Regions from separate parts of the Mus musculus genome. Here region 2 is linked to region 1. A link is a loop called in an ENCODE intact Hi-C map of the cell type or tissue named here. Cell type or tissue: left cerebral cortex. All regions are shown on one strand. Each heading gives the region's core, and the rest is flanking DNA. Links, peaks and the distances in the headings are about the cores only.

The links. Peaks named below come from ENCODE experiments on the same cell type or tissue, not always from the same donor. Only the 100,000 strongest peaks of a DNase experiment are listed, where the experiment ranks them.
Region 2: a loop joins it to region 1, with 2.6 times the contacts of the local background. A loop is called at or near these places in 4 of 42 quality-filtered maps.

The regions. Positions count from the first base shown.
Region 1 is chr9:120,075,998-120,084,328 of GRCm38, reverse strand. No RefSeq gene overlaps it. Among named protein-coding and RNA genes, the nearest start is that of Cx3cr1, 12 kb to the right of the region's middle. In left cerebral cortex, for the core only: CTCF peaks have their summits at 2,880 (motif pointing left), 3,209 and 3,409 (motif pointing right); DNase peaks (open chromatin) are centred at 2,154, 3,576 and 6,437.
Region 2 is chr9:119,941,997-119,950,327 of GRCm38, reverse strand. Ttc21a (tetratricopeptide repeat domain 21A) reads right to left here. Exons shown (of 29, transcript NM_028735.3): 5 at 7,634-7,756; 6 at 6,354-6,511; 7 at 5,299-5,383; 8 at 4,747-4,845; 9 at 3,517-3,709. Among named protein-coding and RNA genes, the nearest start is that of Ttc21a, 8.6 kb to the right of the region's middle. In left cerebral cortex, for the core only: a CTCF peak has its summit at 4,620 (motif pointing left); no DNase peak of the experiment used is centred there.

The sequences.
Region 1 (8,331 bases), core at 17-8,016:
CTGAAATCTCCTGTGTGTGTGTATGTGTGCATGTGTATGTATGCATATGTGTGTGCATGTATTCGGAGAGGGGGGTGCCAGAGGTTGATGTTGTCTGTCTTCTTCAAACTCTACCTTATTTTTTGAGGCAGAGTATCTCACTGAACTTAGAGCCATCTGTGAGCCCCAGATCACTGTCCTCAGCCTCCTCGGTGCTGGGATTGCACTGAGTTACCACACCTGGTTTAGGCAACAGGTGGAAGAGCTAGGGAGAAGAAGAATTTATTATAATCATCGATAAACTCAATTTCTAGGTCTGTGTCCATTCTCCATGACAGGTGCTACTGAGGCTAGGCACCCTCTACGCTCAGCCTCTGAACTTCCGGGTACTCATGGTGGACAGTTTCTGTGGGACTCAAAGCTTCCCTCACCTGGCCCAGCCTAAGGTTTAGAAGAGCCAGAATAAAAACAAAGAGGCTCTGCTCAGTCGCGGCGGGGCAGGAATCTGTGATTTGATCTCCAGCATCTTTCTTGCTCTGTAGGAGGAGAGTGAAGTGAGCTCTAGAGTCTCTCAGAGCAGGTGAGGTAAGAAACACGCGCAAGGACCTGCTCAGTCAGGATGGTGTGAGAGCAGAACCTGAGCCGGAGCGCACCCTTCAGTGTGGACCTGAGCCGGAACACACCCTTCAGTGTGGACCTGAGCGGGAGTGCATGTCCTTCAGGGTGGACCTGAGCCGGAGCGCACACCTTCAGGGTGGACCTAAGCCCGAGTGCATGCCCTTCAGTGTGGACCTGAGCCCGAGTACATGCCCTTCAGTGTGGCACCTGTGGGACAGCAGGGAGTGGAGACCTGTGGGCACAGAGAAGCCACGCTGTGGTGGGCACAGAGGAGCCACGCTGTGGTGGGCACAGAGAAGCCATGCTGTGGTGGGCACAGAGGAACCACGCTGTGGTGTTACCCCAGCTCTTATCACAGGGAACTCTGGAGTTGTCTCCTGGATGAAAAGAGGAAGCCAGATGCTCACACCCACGTGCTGGGCCGCCAGCAGATACAAGAAGCTTCAGGAGGGATCTTGACCTTTGACTTGGTGTCTTTCTTCAGTCAAGGCAAAGCCACAGAGGCCTGAGCACAGTGGCCATCTCCCAGCAACACTAGGAGTCTCCTCTGCAGCCTGAAAGGTGGTGGGGGGGGGGGTAACTCAAATGGGTACCATTGTTTTTATACCAGGGTCCGCCCCTCTCCTCTGTTACACAATAGGCGGAATGGCTCAGAAATGGCACCAGCTCACACAATAGCCCTAACACACAGTAAGGCTTGGAACACATTTGTTCATGGATGGACTTGATGCTAATGAGACCTTTGACGTCAATGAGCCTACATCTCAAGAAAGCCATCACAAACCTCACCACACAGGCAGAACCATCTTCAGAGAATGCCACAAAGACGGCATCTTTTGAAGTTCCAGTTTTAGCTCTGTCTGTCTGTCTGTCTGTCTGTCTGTCTGTTCTTGTGGGCAAGGTGAGAACCTGGAGGAGGCAGAGGAAGGAAAAGAGGAGGAGGGAGGCTGAGGCCCTGAGGCTCAATGAGCTGGGTAAGACAGGGACATGAGAAGAGCCAAGAAATAGGAAAGGCATGCCTCAGTGTGAGCCGTCCACCACAAAAGTACCCAGGTCTGGGACAGCAGGGAAGGGAAGCCCCACACTTCCTGCCATCTGATTCCACTACCACCACCACCACACACACACCCATACCTGAAACTACCTTCTTCTGTCTGCCTTGCATCTGCACCAGGTAGCAGTTCCTAGCTGAAACCCATCAACAGCAACCATGTTTTTAATTAATATATTCTCTCATATATCACATCCCAACCTCACTGTGGTCCCCCTCCACCCCCATCTTAATGTCACTGTGTGAGCCACTGGGTGAGTTCTCCAGATTAGTTAGTTCTTGTGATAAAGCAAAGACAGGGAAGGCAGGGCTTATTTTGGCCCCCAGTTTAAAAAGAGCACAGTCCATCACAGTGGAGGTGGTTTTTGGTGTTAACTGTCAGATTGACAGGATCTGGAGTCATTGGCCCAAAACATGACTGTGGGGATTAATAATTCTGATTGTTTTCATTGAAGCGGGAAGACAGCCTCACTGTGGGCTGTCTGTTCCCTGGCTGGGATCCCGGACTATGTGAGCACAGAAAGGGAGCTGAGCAGCAGCCTGCTCACCCATCCTGGTTATGAATATGCTGTGACCAAGGGCTCTCAACTTCTCTGCCACAGTGGGCCACGTCCAGGAGCCTTGGGTGAACCTTGCCCAGGAGCCTCGAGTCAGGATCAGCCCTCTCTCCCTGCGATTGTCAGAATACCTATCACAGCAAGAGGAAAAGAAGGTAAGATGGCAGAAGTGTGAGGCAGCTGGTCACAGGGAGTCCACAGTCAGGGAGCACAGAGCAATGGATGCTGGCCACAGAGAGTCCACAGTCAGGGAGCACAGAGCAATGGATGCTGGCCACAGGGTGTCCACAGTCAGGGAGCACAGAGCAATGGATGCTGGCCACAGGATGTCCACAGTCAGGGAGCACAGAGCAATGGATGCTGGCCACAGGGTGTCCACAGTCAGGGAGCACAGAGCAATGGATGCTGGCCACAGGGTGTCCACAGTCAGGGAGCACAGAGCGATGGATGCTTGTACTCCACTTGTGTGGGGTTTTATAAGTTTACTTATTTTGTGTTTTGTTTTACTGAGCCCCAGGTTACACTCTGTTTTACCTGTGTCCTAGAAAAACTGAAGACACTTTGAGAGCCAAGTGGGCTGGAGAGACAGTTCATCGGTTAGGAGCACTGGCTGCCGAGGAAGGATCAGCTCCCAGAACCCACATGGCAGCTCACAAGCATCTGTAACTCTGCTCCAGTGGGATCTGGCGCCCTCTTCTGGCCTCCGTGGGCACTCCGTACACATGACACATGTACAGACATGCAAAGCAACTATACACATAAAATAAAACTTGAAGAAGAAAGGTGATGCATATCGGGATAACAGAAAAGGTGCCTTCAGTGCATTAAGAAACTTACAGACCCCCCACCTATCTATTGCAGGCTTCAAGGTGTAAAGCTATATATGCATTGGAAAGATTTTTATTTTAGAGTATTTCCATGAGGGGTGTGCTGCTTGAGCAAGGTTTCCTGAGGAAGCATTTTCTCAGACCCTGTCATGCAGACATTAGTGGCTGCTGCAGCTCTGCCCAGGGCCCGGCTACTGCACAAGCTAGTGGCAGAGCTTGTCCTTAGCTTTGTTCCCATGGCACATCTTTTACAGTCATACAGAATACACGAGTCGCAGGGCTGTGAAGGCTTGCATCCAGATTTTCAAAGAAAAAAAATTTTTTTGTTTTATTTGTATATGGGTTTGTGTGCCACATGAGTGTATGTGCCCTAAGAGGCCAGAAGAGGGCGCCAGACACACTGGAGCTGGAGTTGTGAGTGGCTGTAAGCCACTGATTTACTTGGGTGCTAGGTATGAAAGTTGGGTCCTCTGGAAAAGCAGCTAGTGGTTTTGACTGCTGAGCCATTTCTCTAGGCACTGCTTCCAGATTTTTAAGGAAAACATGGGATGCCTGCCAATGTGGAATAGAGTCACAACTCTGTAGGGAGCCTCTGAGAAGCCAGTGTGTGTCTGTGAGGATGAAACTCTGGCTGCAATGGGGACTTCCGTGGGTGGTCACCTTTGCTACCCAGAAGCTTTGGGCAGGAGGCAGTCCCATCCATCAAGTCTCACGCCACCACACCCGACTTGTCGGTTCTCAACACTGGAATCCTGAGTATCTGGGGTCTCATCAGAAGCATGATGCTTGTATCTTCTCCCTAGTTTCTTATGCTTGTTTCTAGTTTTTTTTTTTTTTTTTTTTTGGTTTGGTGTTTTGTTTTGTTTTTTGAAACACAGACTGTCTCTATAGCCAATTAGCAGCAATCTGCTGACTCCCAGCAAGCCAGGCTCCCAAGTTTCAGGCACAAGCCAATATTTAGTTGTTTCAGAGTTTTAAGTCTTGCAACAGTCTCTCTCTCTCTCTTTTTTTTTTTTTTTTTTTTTTTAGTTTTACACGCGTATACACTGCACTTTCTCTTCGCTTGCATCAAGGTCTGCAAGACTGTCTTCCTACTGCTTTCTTAGCATAGCCACCCCGGTACAAGAGAAGCTGCTGGTTTTGCGTGTTGATTTAGAACCTGATTTGTTGCTAAAAGCGTTTTTATCAGATTTCAGGGTTTTCTTCCTTCCTTCCTCCCTCCCTCCTTCCTCCTGATGTCGTGATCAAGAAAGCTAACAAGTGACAAAGTCCATTGATGTTTAAAAATCACTCACCTAGCACCTGTGTTCTGTGAAAGGATTCTGGTTTTAGGTGTACAAGGCAGCCTGCTGCAGATGAAAACACTCAACCCAAATAGCCTTTTATAACTAGTTCCATCTCAACAACAACAACAACAATCCGCTAACTCCACTCTCTGGTGTTGAAGGAGCATTCCTCCAGCTGGTGACAACTGGCATGTATGTGCGGGTGCTTACATTTATGAATGTGCATCATATGAATACAATGCCCGTGGAGGTCAGAAGAAGGAATTTGACCCCCCCTGAAACAGGAGTTATAGACAAATGTGAGCCACCATGAGGTGCTGGGAGCCAAATCCATGTCCTCGGGAGGAGCACTCAGTGTTCTTAGCTGCTGAATCATCTCTCCAGCCCCAAATTGTTTATTTTTTAATTTTAAAGTAACCAGATAAGTATCACGAATGACACCATAAGTCAAATAACACACAACGTCAAGATCCCTTAAAACTCATAATATCATGTGCACTCCCCCCAGCCTTGAGCAGGCTGAACAAACCCCCAATGGTTTTACAACCTAGCTGGCCTCCCAGCATTTGCAGTTCCCTACTGGAGCTTTGAGGAGTTGACCACCTGGTGATCTTGCTTTGCAACTCAATCCACCTGAAACAAAGGATAGATCTGTGGGTTTTCCCTATATAAACACAGCGCTGAAAATTGAACTTTGAACCTTGATCAGAAACTTTGTCTTGGCTTCATCCTTCTCTCCTACCCCATTCCTTTTTCATTTCCAATCCCCTTTCAGGTAACCCAGTTAATTCATGGCTACTGGACAGCTACAATATCGTATTCTCATTTTGCACAAAATAACTTTAATGTCACTTGACACACACACCAGCTGAAATCTCTCTCCGTAAGAGTCTAAATGCAATTAGTCAATGTGAGGAAAGATTGAAGAACGAGGTTTTCTGGCTATCATAAAAGATGTAGCAGCCTACACTATAGTGTGAGACCCTACCTCAAAAAAACAGCAACAAAAATAAAAAACAACAACAACAAAAGCAAACCTAAGAGCTTCTTGGTTGGCCACAAGAACAGGATCGTAAGACCCTATTGCTGAAGACAAAACACACGTTGGTTGCAGAATACAGAGAAGCCATGCTGGAACTGCGCTGGAAGCTTCATCCCTTCTGTATAGCCTTCATGGAAGCTACTTTGCAGGTAAGTGGGAGAGCAGGGTCAGCAATGGTCTTCCTCGGTATCAGACCTTACATGCTACAATAGCAACTTGCCAGACAAGGCGTGCCTACCAGTACAATAGCAGTACATAGGTTATAGGGGTAGCCTACTCATCTACACTTGGACCTGATGCCCACTCTGCAGAAGAAAGGTCATGCTTGGTGTTGTGCATCTGGTCAAAGGCCCACAACTGGGGAGGTCAAAAGCAAAAGAGGGCATGCAACTTTTGTATTGCTAAATGAACATTGTCAGACTGCCTTCCTAATATTCATGTTTCTACCTATAGACTGGTGCAGTTCTCAGCCTTTTCAAAGAACCGTTTCTTTGTTGCAAACGGAAGTTAATGTGGCAGAGCCCTTGTACTCACGAGCTCACAGGAGCTGTGGTTGCCTGCAAGAGTCTGCACAAGCCTGAGCCCAGAAACATCTTCACAGACAGGTGAAGGTCTCATGGATTCCCCACCCCACCCAGGGGAGTCCTTGAGAAGCAGAAGTCTGTGGCAGGCTTTTCCCTGGCCAATCACAGGCCTCCTGCTGCACTAATATTTAAATTAATTGAATGTGGCTTAAATTAATTCGATGGCTTCTGAAGCCACTGTGAGTTCATCTCGACCTGATGGGTAACTTCATGTCCATGTCCACATGAATGGCCCTGGTTAAGTGGGTCAGGAAACAAAAATAGAAACAAAGTAAAAAGACATGGGGGAACTTGTTGGGAGAAATGCGGGTTGTCCACAGTGGGATAAGTAAGGGAGTTGGAGGGATGTGTGTGACCAGAATGGATTACATAAGCATGAAATTATCAACGAATAAATTAAAGTAGGAAAACAAAACCTAAGAGCTGGATTGTAGTCACATGGTGGAGTGCTTGCCAGGCATGTCCAGGCTGAGTTCCACTCCCAGCTCTTACCACAGTGGGTTGTACGTGGTGGGCAGGATTTTGCGTGGTGGCTGGGCTTCTGGTTTAATGTGTATTCAATCACAGCACTTTTTTTCTTTCTCTGGAGACATCTTCTGAGTTGAGATGAGAGTTTGGGCTTTTTAGGTTTGATTTCACCCACAATAGCACTTCGCAAAATGGCATTAGCAGTTGCCGCTGGATAAAGGAGTGGAGACCCACCTGTTACATTGTTGTAACTAGCCTTTCATACCAGAGAGCAGACAGGCATGCGCACTTGAAATTCTGTTGGCTTAACACTTCATCCTGCTTCTCTTCAGGCACATTGTCTTTTCTCTCCACTTTTTGCGTGTGCATGTGGTTGCATGTTTGTGTGGGGCACACACATGTGTGTATGGAGGTCAGAAGTAAACTTCAGGTGTAGTCCCTCAGGACCGATCTTAGTTTTTTGAGACAGTATCTCTCATTGGCCTGGAGCTCACAGAACAGGTTAGGCTCTGTGGCCATTGAGCCCCAGATGAGCTCCCGTCTTTGCCTTCCTGGTGCTGGGATTACAAGCGCATGCCACTATGTGATTTTCACATGGGTTCTGGTATGAATCCCGGGTCCTAATGCTTATACAACAAACACTTTGTGGATGGCGTCACCTCAGCCTTTTTAAAAAGTCTTCATTGTTTCATGGCCTAGAACATTAGAGGTACCGCTGATTAAGCTGCTGTTTCTAACCCTTCTCTACTTCTCACCAGTGCTTCTGACATCTTGAAATGAAGATCAATGTTGTGTGTAGTTTTGCTACTCCACTTTAAGCTCTGGGAGGATTGCGCTACCAGCCTCTACCCAGATTCCCCTGAATCCACGGATACAAAACAACAACAACAACAACAGCACACACACACACACACACCAGTTAATCTTAAAATGCCTTTGCTATCTCAATGACTGTGAACTCGCAAACCTCCCCAGGCATACTTGGATAGCGTGGCCATTGGCCACTCCAACTGAAAACTCAGTGGCTGGTTGGCTTTATCTCCTCCTGCTTCTGCCTCCTTCCTCTTCCCCCACCCTGCATTCTCTCTTCATCCTCCCTCCAGCCCCTAGGTAAGCCCCTCCCACTCCCCAAAACAGGTAGGGAGCAACCAAGGATGCCTCACACTGAGCTCTGACCTCCACATGTGCCCAGTCCTGCATGGCCATGGGCAAGGGACAATGTGACATGTTTCCTGCCCCTGGAGCAGAGCCAGCAGGGCATGGACTTCCATGAATGTTTATGGTTGTAAGGCTTGGTTGTATATTTTACTCTTTTGGGGGAGTGTCTTCTCTACCAAGGTTAATAACTCCATGATAATCAGAGACAGCTTGAATCCAGTGAGGGTGTGTCTAATGTCCTTAGCAAAATGATGAGCCGGGCATGGTGGAGCACTTGGGAGGCAGAGGCAGGCGGATTTCTGAGTTCGAGGCCAGCCTGGTCTACAGAGTGAGTTCCAGGACAGCCAGGGCTACACAGAGAAATCCTGTCTCAAAAAACCAAAAAAAAAAAAAAAAGATGAATGCTGTGTGACCTTCAGGACAGCCCATAAAGCTGTAGGAAAGAACTCTAGTTGAGTTCAAAATATTTATAAACATGATTTCTCAACTATACAAAATATAAGGATGCAATATGAATTACATGAGGGACTTGACTTCACAGACCTAACAAAACAGAGGCAGCATCGATATAGTCAGCTTGTCAGAAAGATCCAGAAAGAGATAAGGAAATTTAGACAGTGGTGATCCCAGGGCAGGACCTCACCCAGCTAAGTTTATTGTCTGTGCTTGCAAAGGCAGGCAGGCCTCTGAATTCATTTGCAACATTAAAAAAATATATATTTATGCTGGCTATTTTTTCCTAAGAGTCAAGGGTCTAAGGA
Region 2 (8,331 bases), core at 66-8,065, 130 kb after region 1:
TTATTAATGTACACACAGCTACTCAAAGATCCACATTTGGGGGTCCAGGGTATAGCGTGCACGAAGCCCTGGGTATGTGTGTGCAATGCGCATGAGCATGTCTGCCATGTTGCACTCGTGAGGGTCAGAAGGCAACCAGTGGGAGCCAGTTCTGTCCTTGGTGGGCCCTGGGGACTGAACTCAGGTCATCAGGCTTGCTGGTGGCCACTTTACCCACGCAGCCATCCTGCCTTCCCTGCTAAGAATTGAGACATATCATTCGTTCCAGTCTCAGACACATTCAATCTTACCAGTCCAATGTGACAGGGCGAGCTGGAGGTAGACACAGCTGGTAAGAGCGCTGCGGTTCCGGCAGAGGACCTGAGTCAGGTTCCTAGCACTCACAAGAGGGCTCGAAACTGCCTGCAACCGCAGCTCAGGGGATCCGACACCCTCTTCTGACCCCTGTGGGCACCTGCGCTCCCTCTCCCACTCAGGGGATGAGTTCTAGTCCATATTCTTTTGATTATTAGGGGGAGTGAACATTTTTATAGTTTTTAGTTAGTAACTTTTTATTTTATTTTAATTGTTTTAAAGGTTTATTTATTTAATGTATATGGGTTCACTGTAGCTGTCTTCAGATACACACGAAGGGGGCATCCTATCCCATTACAGATGGTTGTGAGCCACCATATGGTTGCTGGGATTTGAACTCAGGACCTCTGGAAGAGCAGTCAGTGCTCTTAACTGCTGAGCCACTCTCCAGCCAGTTAGTGACTTTAATTAGATTGTGAATTTCCTATTTGCAGCCTCACCCCACCCCCTGCCTTTTGTTTGGGGTGATTTTTTTTTTATGGTGGTGGTGGCAGACACTCTACTAGGCAATGTCCACCAGTTTCTTTTTATATACTAGGGTGATTAACTTATTTTTAATCATTATTATTTTCAAGACGGTGTCTCATGTAAGCCTAGGCTGGCCTCAAACTCTACAGAGCTGAGGGTGATCTTGAACTCACGATCCTCTCCTCCCAGCTGATGGTGCCCTTCACTTCAATCACTGGGAAGTCCCAGGCTTTGGGGCTTGACTTTGCTTCCTAGAGGCCCCCTGATTTGCGTGACCCACTGGACAACCCCTGCCCTGCACACTGCTTGCAGATCCAGAAGTACAAAGACTGAGCCTGGGGTAGTTGGTAGAACTTGCAAGCTCAGGCTGGCACCTCCCCCTGACTTGCCCCTCTGGGTCAGCTGAGATGGGGACTCCAGCAAGTGAAGGGCTGAGCTTGTCCTGGGTCAGATTGGTGTGAGGCAGACTTGTAAGCAGCTGGCTTCCCTCTGGTTCCCTGCCGGGGCCTTCCCTGAAATGAGGAAGCTGGGAAGGAGTCAGTGTGGTGAGTGAATGCCTCAGGAGATCTGCCTGTGTGCTGAGCCGTGCTGAGACTTTCATGGCGGTGATGAGGGGTCCTCTGGGGCAATACTCTCTTCCCTCCAGTTCTCTGTAAGGGTCTCCTTGAATGTTCTCACAATCCACTTCCTGGATATCTGTCCCACTGTGAGCTTTTGCTCTCTGCCTCTGATACCCTGATATTCCCTGGGACTCTTTGGAGAAAGCTGGTCTGCTCATTTTGTTGTTTTCTGAAGACAGGGTCTCTGGGTGGGGAGGATGGTCTTGAACTCAGAATCCTCTGCCTCAGTCTTCAGAGGTCTGGAGTGGCAGACATGGCCACCATGCCCAGCTTTGGTCTTTGGCTGGCTCACCCCTGCCTATGTTGGCTCACAGGTTTCTAGTCATGCTTGGACTTCCCGAGCGTGACACTGTCTGCCTCTGAGGTTCTTGAAACTTCTGGTCTGCTAATGTCACTTTTCCCTTCTAGCACACTTGCAATGGAGTCTTCTTTTAAATTCCCTTGTTTGCTTGCTTGTTTGTTTATCGTGGCCCTGGCTGTTCTGGAGTTCTCTATGTAGACCAGGATGGCCTCAAACTCACAGAGATCTGACTGTCCCTGACTCCCGAGGGCTGGGATTAAAGTCATGTGTCACCACATCCAGCTTGGAGTCATCTTTTAAGAATGCCATCAGGGCTGGCCAGAGTGCTCGGCAGATAAAGGTGCTCGCTGCATAAGCCTGGTGACCTGACTTGGATTCCCTGGGACCGACATAAAGGTGGAAGAAAATCAAAGATGTCCTCTGGTCTCCATATGTGTGCCACGGCATTGTACAAATGCACACTAATAAATAAAATAAAACAAAATCAAATCAAAGCCTTCATGTTCTATGCCTGTAATGCCAACACTGGGGGCAGAGGCGGGAGGGCTGGCTCAAGGCCATTTTCAGCTATATTAAGTTTGAGGTCAGGCCGTACTACAAAAGATCTTCTCTCTAAATAATAGATAGATAGATAGATAGATAGATAGATAGATAGATAGATAGATAGATGGATGGATGGATGGATGGATGGATGGATGGATGGATGGATGGATAGATAGATAGATAGATAGATAGATAGATAGATAGATAGATAGATAGATAGATAGATGATGGAGGAGAGGTGTTGGTGTGAGGGCCTAATGTGCTGACCAGAAAGTTTTAACTGCTCTGATAACTACACTATCTCTCAGGGAGGCCTGAGCTTAGACCAAGGGACCTCAATACTCAGCCCCTCAGGGCTAGCCAAGAACAGTTGCTCCAAGCACTGAGCCAGCTTCCTCCACCCCAAGCAAACCCCAGTGCCCCAGAGAACACAGAGAGACTGGAGTTGAGCTGTTAAAAAAAAAAAAAAAGTATAGAAAAGTCGGGGATGCCAGCTGGGAATAAAGGAAAGGGTGATGTCACTTAATTTGTAGAGAGCTTCACTATGTATAAAGCCCTGGATTAAAAATACAGCACCAGCCAGGTGTGGCGGTGCACACCTTTAATCCCAGCACTCAGAAGGCAGAGGCAGGTGGATTTCTGAGTTCGAGGCCAGCCTGGTCTACAGAGTGAGTTCCAGGACAGCCAGGACTACACAGAGGAACCCTGCCTTGAAAAACCAAAACCAAACAACCAAACAAACAAATAAAGAAAATTAAAAATTAAAAAGTGGAGCCTTTGGGAAAGTCATTTGATCCTTACACACAAGATAAAGCAAGTTATCAGGACAGACAGTAAAGAAACCTGCAGAGAGCTCTCAGAGGGAGGTCAGGATGCATATACAAGTGTGTGTGTGTGTGTGTGTGTGCATGTCAGGGGGTGGGGGGCAGAGGACATCTCCACTTCTGGCTTGTGGGAACCAAGAAGGGGCAGGACCACCAGAATGAGCATCAGACTACCACTCTCCTGGTAAAGTAGGATTTGGGTGCCACAGCTGTGCCATGGGTCAGTGTGGACGGGATGGTGGTTCCCAATTGGTCCTGAACCTTCCAACTAACTGTATTGGTGGGTTCACAGGAAGACTCCATGGTACAGTAACCCCCAAACTCACACGTGGTCTGGAGAGAATGTTCCTAGGCACACACCCCACTGGGCTATCACCCTGCCCTGCCCAGCCCAGCCTTCAGAGACCTGCCAAGGCAGCCAGCCTGTTCTCCTCCAGCTTCATGGCCTCCTTGTACCACAGACAGGCTTCCTTCACTTGTTGGTGTAGGATGAAGAGGTAGCCCAGCTCTGTGGCCACAAGGGCACAGGAAGGTGTGGCCATAAAGATGCGCTCCAGGAAGCCGCTCACAAGCCGATGGACCACCTGGTGCCTCCCACACTGCCAAGAGTGGACATATGGGAACAAAGAGTCTTGTCAGCCCAATGTGCCTGGGTGAAGATACATCAGATGTGTGTGCGTGTATGTGTGTGTGGAGGGGTGGGGGGTTCACAGCTGGGGAGGTCCCAAAGAGCCCATGAGGCATCTGGGATTTTTTTCTATCTATCTATCTATCTATCTATCTATCTATCTATCTATCTATCTATCTATCTATCTATCTATCTATCCATCCTCTGGCCACAGGCTCTTCTGGATGTGCCCTTGGCTGGTCACAGTAACTGATGATCTCGGTAGTTACCTACAGGTTGTTTTGTTTTAGTAACAGGGTCTTCTGTAGCGCAGTAGCCCAGGCTGGCTTTGAACTTGCTATGTAGCTGAGGCTGGCTTTGAACTCTCTATCCTCTTGCTTCTACATCACAGGTGCGTACCACCACTCTCAGCCTCCTACCAGGAGGCGTTTGCTTTTGTTTGTTTGTTTCTAGTTAAGGCTTGTTGAAAAGCTTGTTTATGAGAAGTAGCCATGGCAAACCATGTCCGTTGCCACTTGAGGACAGAGCTGAGAAATTCAGACACTCGGACACACACATGGAGGGCGACAGTCACCCAGTGGCACCTAGGAGCCCCAGTCTGGTTCCTGCAGCCCAGGGGTTGGCCTGATTCTTCGTTTTCTTCCTGCAAACCTTGCTTGGGAGGTGAAGGCTTTACAAAAGACAAACTCTATGGCAACTTGGTCTGTTTGGACCTTTGACGTCACAGGCCCAGGTGGGCTGTCGGTCAGGTTACTGCCAGGAGGAGGTGGGTCACGGCTGGTGTGATTCTGCGAAGCAGATGCAGGTACCTTCTCTCCCTAGTAGGGGCACCACTGTAAAAGCCCTTCAGACCCCAACTTCCTGGTCACTGTGGCGCCTCCTAGTGGCCGCATCATGTCACTGTTTGCAGCCAGAGAAGGGCAGAGGCCCAGGCAGAAGGAGAGGGGGTTGGGTGCTTGGAGCATAAAGGGCAGGGGGTAGGTCAGAAATGGGGCACCACCTACTTACCAGCCTGCTGATTACAAGGATCTTCTTAAGATGTAGGTTTGGATTGTGGGGCTCTCCAGTCTCTAGCGCCTTGATGAGGTTTCTGACCCGGTCGGCAGCCTGCGGGGACAACAGGCAATGTTGGGGGCACAGCTTGGCTGGCAGAGTGCTTGCCTTAGCACGCATGAGTTCTTGTTTCTCCAAGGGATGATGTCAGGGTCCTTTTCAAGGGTTTTCCCCTGGGACACATCTCAGAGCTCTACAGATGGGAGAACTTCCTTTCTCTGCATTGCTGGCCTTGTCAAAGGATGGTGTATGTCCCACTATTCAAAAGCCAGGGCTGGGTTTGGGTGTGGGCTGGGGCTGGGGTTGGGGCTGGGGTTGGGGTGCAGTGGGTTCCTCCTCGTATTGTATCTGTTCATTGCTCAGCTGAGTCAGACTCCTGCTCTCTGTCTGTCTGTCTTTTTTGGACGGACAGGGTTTTGACCTGAACTCATCTCTGATCATCCTGCCCGACTCCTGGGATTACAGATGTGTCCCCAGGCTGAGCTTCTGAGTCTTGAGGCAACTTACTCTGTCCGTGTTCCCTTCTTTCACCAGCTCGTGCACAGCTAGAATTTGCCAGGCATCAATATTGTTTTCGTCTTTTTCAAGGATTCTGCAATAGAAAGGGAAGTCATATGAACTGATCGTATTCACAGCGTGGCCGGACGGGATGCTAGAAGGATCTGATTTCATTTTAACATCCATTCCTACTTTTTATTTTTAGACTTGTGTTTTAAAAACAATTTATTAAGAGGCTGGAGAGATGGCTCAGCGGTTAAGAGCACTGGCTGCTCTTCCAGAGGTCCTGAGTTCAATTCCCAGCAACCACATGGTGGCTCATAACCATCTATAGTGAGATCTGGTGCCCTGTTCTGGCCTGCGGGCATACATGCTGGAGGAACGCTGTATACATAATAAATCTTTAGAAAAATTTATAAGGGGCTGGAGACATGGCTCAGTGGGTAAGAGCACTGACTGCTCTTCCGAAGGTCCTGAGTTCAAATCCCAGCAACCACATGGTGGCTCACAACCATCCATAATGAGATCTGACACTCTCTTCTGGTGTGCCTGAAGACTTAAAAAAATTTATAAGAAAACATAATTTATTAATTTTATATTGCGTGCATTGGCGTTTTGCCTGCCCTTTTGTCTGTGTGAGGGTGTCAGATACCCTGGAACCAGAGTTACAGACAGGTGTGAGCTGCCACGTGGGTGCCGGGAATTGAACCTGAGTCTTCTGGAATAGCAGCCTGTGCTTTTAGCTGCTGAGTCATCTCTCTGGCCTCTTCAGATTTTTTTGTTTGTTTGTTTGTATTTCAAGACAGGGTTTCTCTGTGTAGCCCTGGCTGTCCTGGAACTCACTTTGTAGACCAGGCTGGCCTCGAACTCAGAAATCCGCCTGCCTCTGCCTCCCAAGTGCTGGGATTAAAGGTGTGCGCCACCACTGCCTGGCTCAAGATAAAAATCTTAAAGGGCTGAGGCTATAGCTCCCTGGCAGAGCGTATACACAAAGCCCTGTGTTCCACCGCCAGCACCCCAACCATCTAAAAGGGAGGATTCCTGGCAAGTAGTGCGTCCCTCACCTTTGTCCGGTTTCTATCGTCTGATCCCAATCCTGCCGAGCCAGGAACAGCTTCATCTTCAGGACTAAAGCGGGCAGGAAGTTGCTGCAGGCCAAGGTGACCTGGTTCGCCACCTCCAGGGCCCCAGAGAAGTTCTGTTGTGTCATGAAGTACGTTGCCTGGGGGAGAAGACCTTCCATGTGATGCCGGGTCCTGTTCACTTGTTAGGGGGAGGGGAGATCACGCTGGGCACTGCAGATCCTTCTGGCTGGGCCCGTAGCCCAAAGGCCCAGAGTTTAACTGTGGGGGGCCTACCTGCCAGCTAGGCTGGGAAGCTGCTTATTGTTTGTGTCTGGGGATCCTGGCCTCCTCAGCAGCCCAGTGTCAGTTACTGCTTCCCCCTGGGGTGCCCTACCAGGAGTCCTGAGGCCAGGGCAGGACTTCCAAAAAGGCTTAAGGGCCAGGATGTAGCTCAGTTGGCAGAGTTCTTGCATGTGGTTTTCCTGTCTCTCTCCTTCCCCTTTCCTGTGACTTAAGGATTTTGTAAGGACAGACAGACACACAGAAGATAGTAAGAGAACAGTTTTCTTCCCTCAAACACTAAGTCAATGAGGGTCATAAAAGAAAAAAAAGATTTTCATTCAAATTAAGATCAGAAATTCAAAACATGTAAAGTATACACCTTCCTTTTCTGGTGGCCGTTGAGTAACGTTAACAAGTGGGGAGATATCTGGGGGGTAGTAAAAGTCAGAGGTGCAGAAGAGACAGAGAGCCAGGCCAAAGGGGAGGAGGGTCAGAGGTCACAGTCCCTGGCAGGACCAAGAGGGTCTCCCTGGTCCCTCCCACTCTTGTCTGACCTTGTGTCTTGCCAACATTTGGGAGGTGGAAGCAGGAGAACCGGGAGCTCAAGGCTAGCCTTAGCTACATTAGTGAGTACAAGGGCCAGCCTTGGATAAGTGAGGGCCTGTCTCAAAACAGGAGCTAGGGATGTAGCTCAGTGGCAGAGTGCTTGCCTAGTGTGTGCAGAGCCCTGGGGTCAACTCCCTGGCTCGCCAAACAATACAACACACACCCAGAAGGATGGTCACACGGAGCTGGAAGGAGTTGGGCTCTGGACTGCTGTGACCCTGGGCTGCTTGCTGGCTCTGGATCTCAGATCTGGCCTGAGGTCACCTGGCAGACCTCTACCTCCAGAGACCAGACCGGGGACTCCCGGCTAGGCTTGCTCGTGGCACCTCTGCGCCCCCACTCCTACCCTCCCCACCCCCCAACCTGCACGCCCCGCCCCCTCAGCCGCTCACCTTGCCCATGAGCCCTAGCACATCTTTGGTGTCTTGAGTTCCTTGTTCCAGGTACTTGATGGATTTCTTCACAACGTGGGGTTTACTGGAGGTAAGGTCCACCCAGCCTTTGAGCACATAGCCCTGGGACAAGAACAAGGGGAAAGGTGAAGTTCTGCGTCCTGTCCAGCCTCTGCCCCAGCCGCTGGTGCCCTGCCCTCCACCTGGTAGGCCGCATCGTCTTGTGCAGATCCCGCTGGGAGGCTCCTCTGCCAGGTGGTGTCCCCTGCCTGCACTGCCTGCAACACCCTGACACCTCTTACTTTCCAGATCGGGCCTCATACATCTGGTAAAGGACTTGGTTACAGCTTAGCCTGGGAACCCCCATCCCACACCCAGGGGCCTGGTTTTCACGCATCTCTACCACTCTTCACAGCTCTTCATTGCTCCTTATGGAGGGACGCCCTCGCCCCTCTCCCCATGTCCTGGACACAGGCAGTCAGGTTACCAGTACTGGGGCTTGGGTAGGACTGCTCTTGCCCTCTGCACACCCTCTTCCAGTTACAGGGAGGGCCGGGCCTGGGGAGTGCGCACCACCATATGGATCCCAGAGATCAAACTCCGGTCATCAGGCTTGGCAGCAAACGCCTTGGCTCAGCAGATGCCTGAGCCATCTTGCCAGCCGGATCGTCTGGTTTTCTACAGGTCAGCAACTGATT